Regions from separate parts of the Mus musculus genome. Here region 2 is linked to region 1. The links are chromatin contacts, found by Hi-C in ENCODE. All regions are on one chromosome and are shown on one strand. The core of a region is the stretch at or near the end of the contact, and the rest is flanking DNA. Distances in the headings are between cores, read along the strand shown.

Evidence for each region. A loop is a pair of places that touch in the nucleus more often than their neighbours do.
Region 2: a map of T-helper 1 cell shows a loop between it and region 1 (6-fold over the local background). The contact joins the promoter of E030030I06Rik here to the enhancer-like site in region 1. A Hi-C loop is called at or near these places in 2 of 37 maps with a recorded cell type or tissue (T-helper 1 cell and T-helper 17 cell).

Annotation. Positions count from the first base shown.
Region 1 is chr10:20,004,218-20,009,533 of GRCm38, forward strand. All of the region lies in intron 2 of Map3k5 (mitogen-activated protein kinase kinase kinase 5), which reads left to right. Among named protein-coding and RNA genes, the nearest start is that of Map3k5, 72 kb to the left of the region's middle. Within about 2 kb of position 2,751, at least 2 of the 3 ENCODE cell types and tissues checked have a DNase peak (open chromatin) inside an H3K27ac peak, as active enhancers do.
Region 2 is chr10:22,146,335-22,151,650 of GRCm38, forward strand. E030030I06Rik (RIKEN cDNA E030030I06 gene) reads right to left here and starts at 2,936. Exons shown (of 2, transcript NM_001254745.1): 1 at 2,155-2,936. The coding sequence starts at 2,678.

The DNA of each region.
Region 1 (5,316 bases), core at 1,501-4,000:
AACAGCATGATAACTGAGTCTCCCAAAACAGAAGGAGGCAGACAACAGATTGTAGGAAGAGGCATACATATTTAATAATGTGCAAGCACCCAGGATCACACAGAATGTAAAATCAAAGAAGGGCCCAGAGTTAAAACATAAATATTTTCTTCATGGGAGAAGGGAGTAGGGGCATGTTTAGTTTTAGAGGAGGAGTGGATGGGTTTTTTTCCATGTGTGTGTGTGTGTGTGTGTGTGTGTGTGTGTGTGTGTGTGTGTGTGTGTGTGTGTATGTATGTATGTATGTGTGTGTGTGTATGTGTGTGTGTGAGAGAGAGAGAGAGACAGAGAGAGAGAGACAGAGAGAGAGAGATAGAGACAGAGAGAGAGGGAGAGAGAGAGATGCTTGGGTGTATATGCATATCTTTACATTGTGAACATGTATATGGATGCTTGCACATAGGTTCAGTGTGCATATAGAAGCCCAGGGTTGATGTATACATTTTTTCATTGAGGTAGGATATCTCAGTGAAACCCAAAGCTTGTTAGCAACATTGGTCTTGCTACTTAGAAACAGCAATCACAGGTGGGCTGTGCTCACCCGGCACACATGTAGGTTTCTGGGGATCTGACCTGAGGTCCTCAAACTTAGATGGCAAGCCCTTTAACCTCCAAGCCTCTCCTCTGCCTGGGATGGTTATCAGTGTTTTGGTTTTCTGTGCAGGATATTCACCCCAGGGCATGATGTTGCGCCCAAGTACTCTGTCACTGAGCTGCATCCAGGGCATTGAATGACACATACGTTTAGGGGTGATAAATAGGCCTAAGAACAGACATTCACCTGGGCTCCGAATGTGCCATGTGGTTTCAATTCTAGACTTTCTTACTGCTCATTGATCTTCTAGAGGAGCTGGCTTTTTAAATAGATAAGGACATTGGGGGTGGGGTGGGGAGAGGTGGAGGTGGGAGTGCACTCCAGAGAGGGAGAGACAGACAGACAGACACAGGGACAGAAACAGAGACATAGAGAGACAGACACAGAAGTGCGCGTGCGCACACACATACATACACACACACACACACACACACACACTAAGGTCAGAGAGACCTTGGTTCTGAGACTACCTTTTAGTTCAGAGTGCCCAACATAGCATGTTACTCTGGGATATTGTTTCTCTGGGTCCCAACAACCATTTCTTTCATCACCAGCAATTCTATTAAGATAAAACCCGTAGCCCCTGTGCTTCTTGTCTTTCTCCTTCCCTTCATCTGAGGACACCTCCTACCCACATTGGATCTGCTTGTACAACAGAGTAGAATGAAGAAATAAACAAACACTGATGAGCAGCATAAGATGGTTAGATGCTAAAGGCTCTCATAGATGCCTGGGGTGTGGACCAGTTACCAAGAGCTGCCTCTGCAGCCCTGCACCAAAACCAAAACCAAAACTGAAACCCAGAAACCCACTTGTAATCCAGGCAGCGCTGTGGTAACCAGGAGGGTAACCAGGACATTCTCCCGGCGGCAGCGAGATACATTGGCACAACTTCTAAAAGAGCAGTTTGGCAATGACTAATAACATCCTGAGATGGGACAGTTTTGACCCTGGATATGTATCGTAGAAAACATGGCTCACACAAGTAAGGAAATACCATCAAGGAGTTCTATGTAACGTAGTTTATAATTCTCCTTCTCTGCAAAGGAAAGAGTAAATACCTACTAGGGGAATGACTAAATACCTTGTGGTAGTTATTTAATGGACTACTATAGAGCTCTTAAGGTGGGTCAACTAGAATGCTACAGATGTACATCGGTATATTTTATGGTCATATGTGAAATCATAGTATATGTTTAAGGCATCGTAGCAGCTATCTAAAATATAATGTGCATGACTATGCATCAAATGTTTGCATTAGGGATGGGTAGAAGTGTGCTTGGGAATTGAGAATAATTACCTGTTAGGAGAGGGATTGAGGTGAGGGGTAAGAAGTCACATCTCTGATGTAATGTAAGTTTAGGGAGTACACAGGGGAGGCACATGCTCATATTTTAGACATTTTATATTGAAATACTTGATAATTAACAGTTCTGAAGGAAATGATTGTCTATGCCTATGTACGCCAGGATAACTGAATACATTTTGGGCATTTGAATTCCCAAATATTGTTAGTTTCTTTTCCCTCCTGTTCCGGCTGTGACTGGAGGTCTCAGATGCATCTTTTTCTCTTTCCGAGCGAGCATCTGCTTTTCTCCCACTTGTTCCACGGTAGAGGAAATGATTCTCCCGAGATGAGCAAGCTCATGGCCGATGGTGATGCAGCTCGTGCCAAATGCAACTGTTGTCCGTGGCAGTCTGTCTGTGTTTACCACATACTCTGGCTGGACATGGTGCGTGTGTTTCGACTGACCCCACATGCCCTCTCTATTATCTTCTGGTCGCCATCTGATCAGCATCTCTCTAGAAGTGACACTAGAAATCTCATGTGCACAAACCCAAATTTGTAACAACGTCATTAAGTCATCTCTTAAAAATAAGCTGCTTTTAAACAGCAGAGCAGTTCCTTAGGACATTAAAAATAGATTCCCAGCAGGATCCAGCAATCTTCCTTCTGGCTGGGTACACAAAAGGATTAAGAGCAAGACATGAAAGAAATATTTGTATGCCTGTGTTTCTAGGAAACAAGATAACTGAAAAGGGGGAGTGGCAAAGCTGTATTTTGATGGCAAGTGGGTGAGCATTCTGTACGACTGATGGAACCTTAGTCAGCCGTAAAGGCGATTCTGCCACATGCTGCAGTGTGGTTAATCCTTGGTTAGTTACCGTCATTGCCCTTTCAAGCCGTTCTGTGCCACCCTTGGCCTGTGATCTTGTTCTGCAGGGACAGAGGAACTTAATTTCCTTTAAACCTTGTCTAGGAAGTTGGACATTAAATCTGGGTTTCAGGTGCACATTTTTATATAACTGAAATAAATAGACATGATTTAGAGTTATGATACCCATATTTTACATTTTGATATTTATGCTAGTTTGAGGTAAATTAGAACATCAGAGTGATATTTATTACAAGTATTTCAAAATGTAAACTGAATTCTTACCTGTGCTGTGTAAAGCCACTCAGATTCCAAAATGCTTTTAAATTTATAAAACCGGGGCTGGTGAGATGGCTTAGTGGGTAAGAGCACCCGACTGCTCTTCCGAAGGTCTGGAGTTCAAATCCCAGCAACCACATGGTGGCTCACAACCATCCGTAACAAGATCTGATTCCCTCTTCTGGAGTGTCTGAAGACAGCTACAGTGTACTTACATATAATCAATAAATAAATCTTAAAAAAAAATTTATAAAACCACACTTCTCCCTCCCCTCCTCTCCAGTCCTGCAGTGCTGCTCCCTTCTCTTAAAAGCTTTGCCTTTCTGGAATATACTTAAAAGTTCTGTTATACTAAATTTTAATTTTTTCAAAGTATATGACTCTTAAATTACTAATGGATTTCCACTAGCACTTTAAATATTTCAACTTTGTACAAAGTACTCATTTAAAAGTCATTTAAAATGTGACCCTATAAAATCCTCTTGCAATTAGTGAGCTGGAAGCACGGGCCCCACCCCTTTAAACAGCCTGTGGAGCCTTCAGATGAATTCTAACATGGTCACCAGCTATTATCTAGAATCAGCAGTTTTTAAATTTGCATTGGGACCTGGTCTGGGGCAAACTCTATATCCCATATACTTACAATGCCACAGGAAGTATTCCATTCCCATGCATTTCCTATGTCGCAGGAAACCCTTTATCCCATACACTTACAGTGGATATCACAGAAAGTTCTCTATGACATATACTTATGATGGGTGCCATTTTACTTGTTTCAGAATTACTTTCATCTGAGCTGTAGTCATTCCTTCTCAAACTGGGAAAGAGGCAATTTGGGGTAGGAGCACAGAGACCATGTGCATACCAGGGCTTTATAGATATTTTTCTCAAAGGATCTTAAAATGATAGGGAATCAGCAATGTTGCATCTTGTAAGGCATTAGCTGTAGAGTGAATTAAACAAACTCTCGTAAGATCCACTCCCACCCCACCTACCCACCCACTCCATCTAGCCTCTGATTACCATTTGTCAAAGGGGAAAGAAAAGGCAGGCTTCACAGGAACTGGAAGGTGCCACACCAGTTACTGTCATCATTTGGAGAGACTCCAGTTAGAGGATGTGAATTCGAATACCTTAAAGGGCAGGAAAGGCAGAGCAAACCATCTTGTTCATTATATGATGGCCCTTCCTGTAGAATCTCATTGTCATGGCAGTTTAATTGTCATCTTCTTTGGGTTCCTCATCTTCGAAATTACCAGCAATTTCCTATGTCAAGTGTGACTCTCTGTACAGAAAATCATCACACCTACAACTTTTTAACAATATATATATATTTAAAAATATAGAAATGTTCACCAGAATAATTTGGTTTAATTAAGCATTACTGGAAGAGGTAGTTGGTGGCAGAAGGAGAAAGCTGGTAATAGCAACACAGTACAACGTGAAGTCAGTGTTGAGAGGCTGACAGTGCTGTGGGGCTCAGACGTCACTCATGAGACCCAACAGAGAGAGTGTACCTACCAACAGCAGAGTTTCCCACAGAAGTTTTAAACATGGAAAAAAGTGATAGGGAAAAAGAAGAGGAGGAGGAAGAGGAGGGGGAGAGGAGGAGGAAGGGGGAGCATTGAATGTGTGTTATGACAGCTTTGGTGTAATAGAACTTGAGTTTCGAACTATTTTTTTTTAAGTGAAAGTTAAACATTTCTCATATTGCTTTATTCCTACCCATGAACAACGCAGATGCACCGTGTTCCCAGACCTGATATAAGTCGCTTGCTTCGGTGTGATTAATACCCCACATTGCACATAGCTTTGAGGTAACCACACATTTATGTCACTTAGTTTTAAGGTGTGATCTCGTGAGGCAAACAAGTTAGGTTCTCACTTTCTGGATCAGATAGGAAAGATTTCCTTAGGGTTAAAAAATTAACTGCGGAGTGTACAATTTAGAGCATATGGCGTCAGGGTGAACAGTCCTACCGTCTTTGGCTCATCGTATAGTTCATGGTTTATGACACTGCTTGCGTGGTGTGAAATGACTGTAGAAGACAGGTAGGAACCGTTCTTTGGGAAGACAGCACATAGGCTCCAGCCCCCAGAGGCTGTAGTGATGTTCCACAGAGCCTCAGCTTATCCATAGTCCCTATCTATCACTCCTCTCCCCTGCTACTTCCATTTCTGTGTCTGGTGTACCAAAGCCAGGACAACAGAGAAGTGACTCCTGTTTTAGGGAAGTGAAGATGTACC
Region 2 (5,316 bases), core at 1,686-4,185, 2.1 Mb after region 1:
TTCTCCCTTGGAAGGGAAAGAACTGTTGCTTATCTTTGATTTCCTAAGACTGTCCCTAAAAACACAAACCTCTACAGTAAGAATTTCTAGTTTAGCCACATATGTCGTTGGGTGCAGGAGTGGCGGATGGGTAGTGGAAAAAACTAGGAAGAAAACCAAAGGTGACAGAGGTGGCGGCTTGTGAGGATGATGCTATTAGTTAAACACAGGGTCATTTCACTAATCTCATCGCATAGTCAATCAATTTTCTTTGCTAACAAATTCAGGGTATGGGTGCCCAAGTAGCTTCTTGGTCCCTGCTGTGTAACAGTCTCCTCCAAGATTAAAACATCCCATCTGACAGGAAGCTCCTTAAGCAGGAAAGTAAACAATTCAGAATAGGGTTTCAGGAAGTCCCTGAAACTAAGCAGATTCACTAGGCTCCTCCTTGCCATATAAGCAAGTAAGAGATGAGTGTCCCTCTCAGGAGAGCAGAGTCACATCAGCAAATGACTCAGAGCAGACAAAACGCAGAAACCAGCCTAGCTGCTTGGTAGAGTCTGAAACCAACGGAGGTTCCTGGAAGGCTCAATCTCCAATCCGGTGAGCTGACTGCAAGTGTACAGTATGCTCTAGGGTATCAGCCTTGTGAGCTGTCACCCATGCTGGGGTGGGCTTCGATGACACAGGTCTTCTGCCTCTGTACATAAGCCCTCTTCCATATTCATATATATATATATATATATGATAAAACTCACCAAGCTGGACTTACACAAGTCTTGCTGTGTCTAAACAGGAATCTGATTTGTTCTGTAAAAATGTCAGACGGAGAATTATGCCTTCCCGGGGACCTGTTCTAGGCCAAGGATCTGATAAACTCTGACATATCCAGTGCCCGAAGTGGCTTTAAATTTAGAGGATTTTCACCTATGCTCTTGCTTTATCCTCACAACTCTAAGTAGGCAGGTGTCAAACGAGGTAAAATAAATTTAGAAAGCGCATCTTCTTTTTGCATATAAGCAGATGCTCCTGAATTCACAATTCAAATTCCTACTGTGGGATCAACTAAAAACCATCTAGAGACACACCAGACACAAGAGGATAAAACAGGAGAACAGGGTGAGCCAGCTAGCCAAAACTCTTCTGTTAGAGGGACTTGTATTGACCTGCACTCAATGATTGGTTATACAAGGGTGTTTGTTTGGAAGAATGCTACTTTGTATTTACATACATGACTGTTACCTTTTATCTGGACACCCCACAGGTAACAGACAAACGAAATTTGATACTAAATTCTAATGTTGAAATTCATCCTTTGCTACAGCTGTAGTGATCCTCTAGGGTAGTGAGTGACTCAAAGCCAGCAAGCAACTTTCAGGATCACAGACCTCTCTGAAGTGCAAGACACAGACAGACAGACAGACAGACACACAGATGGTAATCCACTTTTAGTAAAACCTGACTTTCTAGAAGACTCATTCTCCCTCGTCTCATTATCTTTTGCTGTTGCACCCCATGTACCCTTGCCACCCAACTAAAGCATAGGCACAATGGGGGCCTTTATTTACATTGGCTTTTTACTTATTTATGTAGTAATTAAAATTAAAATGTAGTAAAAAAAAGTAAAAATGTACTTATAAGTCTAACTATATTGGAGCCGGGCGTGGTGGCGCACGCCTTTAATCCCAGCACTTGGTAGGCAGAGGCAGGCGGATTTCTGAATTCTAGGCCAGCCTGGTCTACAGAGTAAGTTCCAGGACAGCCAGGGATACACAGAGAAACCCTGTCTCGAAAAACAACAACAAACAAACAAACAAACAAAAAACCAAAAAAAAAAAAAAAAACCCCAAAAAACCAAAAGACAAACAAACAGAAAAAAAAAAAAAACCAAAAAACAAAACTAACACCCAGCCCAGGAAGATTCTGTAGACTGAGTCCTAGAGGGCTTGGGGTTGTCTGGTTTTGTCCCTAAAAGACACCCAAAGCCCCCAGACCCCTTGGGGCACGCAGAGCGGTGTGGGAGGGGGAGGGGAGCCACCGCAGGTCTCTTTTTCTGCCTGTCTAGCAGGGTCACCGGTTTTATCTGAGGAAACTCAACTCTTAACTTTAGTTGGGCAACCAGCCGCCCCTTGCCCAGCACATTCCCGGACCCCATAGCCAGGGCTCCAGGCTCACCTGACCACGTAGGGTTGCTCTAAGGTCTCCAGGTGCCTCAGCACCGCCACCTCACGGACGGTGGAGAGCCGCAAGTCCTCCTCACTGGTCTGTACTCGCTGGCGCTTCGGAATCAGGAAGCGGCCGCCATTCTTCAGGTCGGGGGCCTTCGCCGATCTCTGCCAAGCACTCGTACTCTGATCGGCGCCACCCAGGCTGTCCTTCTCCTTGCTGGCTGCAGGCTGTCGGTGCGGCACAGAGGAACCGGGGTGCGTACTCTCTGACTTACACGCCTCGGGGGCCCCCGGGCTAGACGGACCGACCTTCTCGCCCGCGGGCGCAAGCCGGGCGCAGCCGCGAAACTCCGCCCAGCTGAGTCTCCGCGCCCTGCCGCCGCCGCCGGAGATCCCTCCTCTTCCCCCTCCGCAGCGATTACGTAGTCTGCCCACAATCTCTGCACCTAGGAGGAGGAGACCGGAGGACAAGGAGAAAGTGTGATCAGACTGCCCGGGAGACTTCCATCGGGTTCCACCAGCTCCCCTCATTCTCCCCTCTACTCGCCCTGGCTGCCTAATCCGGCCAGGTTTCTCGGAGAAAAACCAAGTTACTTTTCTTCCCCAGCACGGCTCGTGCTGTCTTTGAAAGGAAGAGGTTGCTGGGGCCCCTTGGGGATGAGCGCCGAGCGGGACGCAGCGGGACAAGAGGGGGCGTGCGGAGCAGCCCAGAGTGTGCCCGGAGTGCGGGGGAGGGGGGCGCCGGGCGCATCAGTGTCACGGCTCAATATTTATACCTATATCGTTGTTCTCAGCTGCCCTCCCTGACTCGTCGCGCGGAGTACGGGGCGACCTGGGGGAGTTCGGAACTGGCGTGAAAGCACCGGGGGTTCACCCATGTGGGGTCGCAGAGCGGGGTTGGGGCTCCTAGGACCCTGTAACCCAATGCTGCGAGTATGCGAGTAGGGGTGGTCAGACATCTGCTCGGAGATTGCTTCCTTTCTACTTTCAGTTTTTCTACAGGGAGACATTTGAAAGAGACTCGCTCTCACAAACGGTCTTTGGGGTATGGCAAGCTTAGCGGGAGACGAAATTCTGCCTCCGAATCGCCGAGGACCTCCCTTGTGGAAACTCAGGGAGGACAGACCATCTGGTAGGGGAGGGCTGGGGCTACTAGAGGTGGGAGAGCAAGGGGCCCTGGAAGGGGAGAAGTGTCCTGCTCCCTTTCCCGCGCGCGCGCGTGCACACACACACACACACACACACACACACAAAGATCGCAAGGGTATGGGAAAGGCAGGTCCGTCACACTTTTGCTTGTCCTGTCCTGAAAAGTAACTTCGGGACTTTGCTAGCTAACCGGGACTGGTCCTTAAGTTTTCAACCCGTGCAAAAGCAACCGCCCTTACGACGGTGGGGGTGGGGGCAGTAAACGTAGGTCTCCCGGGTGTGAGAAGGGTTAGGTCTCCCTTGTATCGCGACTTCAGAACCCCCGCCCGGTATCCTTGGCGGCTGAATGTTGGTAGCCAAGACAGTCGCTCTGTTCTCCAAAGGCTGGAGGCTAGGTCCCAGGCGCGGTCGGGCGTCCCATCCCCGTTCTGTTGTTTAGGGAAGACCGAGTGAGCCTTCCCGTCCCACCGCGGCCTTAGTCTGGTCTGGACCTTGTTCCACTACAGCCGCGTATCCGGAAAGGTCCCCATGCGTTTACCTGCCCCGCACCCCTCCTCCCCCGCTCGCTCTTCCGCCTGGAATTAAAGAACACATGGCGCGACCCCCACTGGGTGCGAGCATAGCACCACCTGGACAAGGCAGGGACACCCCAGGCTCCTTTGAAAGCTTTCCTAAAAAGCTGCATAAAGGACCCTCCAGGCCTCTCCCGGGGGTCGAGGGCCACATAGGTAGCGGGAGCAATGGCCTTGGCGCCCCTGTCCAGCCCAGGCTCCCGGAGGGGGCAGCACACGCACACCCAGACCGGAGCGGCGGTCCCTAGCCCCCTCTCCTCCTCCACTTTTGTTGTTGTTGTTGTTGCTTTACCACGCTGGCTAAATGTGACTTGACCCCATTTCAAAAAAGTTTGACATAGTGCTTCAACCTTTCTGCACTCCTCCGCGACTACAAAGGCTGCAGCCGCCTCCTTCTGCTTTCTGTCTCAGCTCTCTGTCTTAGCACTGAATGAAATCCTTCACGAGCTTCTCCGGAAGCCTTGCCAAAGGGTCCCCACCAGCTCAGCGAGGGGAGGCCTGGGGACCGCGACCCGCTCGTGTGCGCAAAGGCAGATGCGCCCGCACAGATAACGCCCACGTCCACAGGACGAATGCGCCGCGGAGCCCCGTGCTGCTCCTGCCCAGGGTGTGCATTTGAACTGCAAGGCTTTAAATAAGGAAAGTAAACTTGGGGCGTGAAGCAAGAGTGCACGCGTGCGGCTTCAATTCCGGTGGGCTGTGTGCACTACACTCCTTGCTTAACGCGCCTGACGGGTAGCCAGCAGGAAGCCTGGGCGAACATTTTACTCCTTCGTTGGGAAGATGGGGCCCATACCCACACCCCTCGGGAGGCTACAGAGGGAACTTGCACAGGGGAAATAAACGTGGGGGCGCGGAAACACATTCTCCAGCACGGAATCCCACCCAGACGGTGCACGTTCAATTTTAAATGTGACTGTCCAAGTAGAGTCAGTTTGAGGAAGCTGGACAAAAAGTGAACGTATGGGTATTTTACGCACGAAATCTGTTCAAGCTGGCATAGGACCCTGGTGTGGGGTGTCCGCGCTGTGGGAGGTTCCTCTCAAGACCTCTAGCTCCCCCCAGCTGGCCCCCATAACCTACCCAGTCTCAATGTTAACCCAAGGGGATTCCAAGGGGCCACACAGCCCCCTACACCCCGTTACTCTCTCCCACTCCGATCCTCGCCGAGGACCCCCGCGTCTCAGCCTACCCACGCGAGTCCGTGGCCCCTTACCTGCGGAGCAGGGGCGCCGGCCTCCTGCGAAGCTGGAGTGTCTGTCTGCCCCCGCGCGTGTTCGCCCCGCGGAGCAGGTAACTGACTACAGCGGCCCGGGCAAGCGGCGCTCTGCGGGCAGGGGATGGGCACAGCGGCGGAGGGCGGAAGGCGCCGCCCGCGGGGAAGCCAGGGAGGCTCGGGTGCCGCGGGGCGTGGATCTGCGAGCCTCCGGGCTGGAGAACGACCTGGA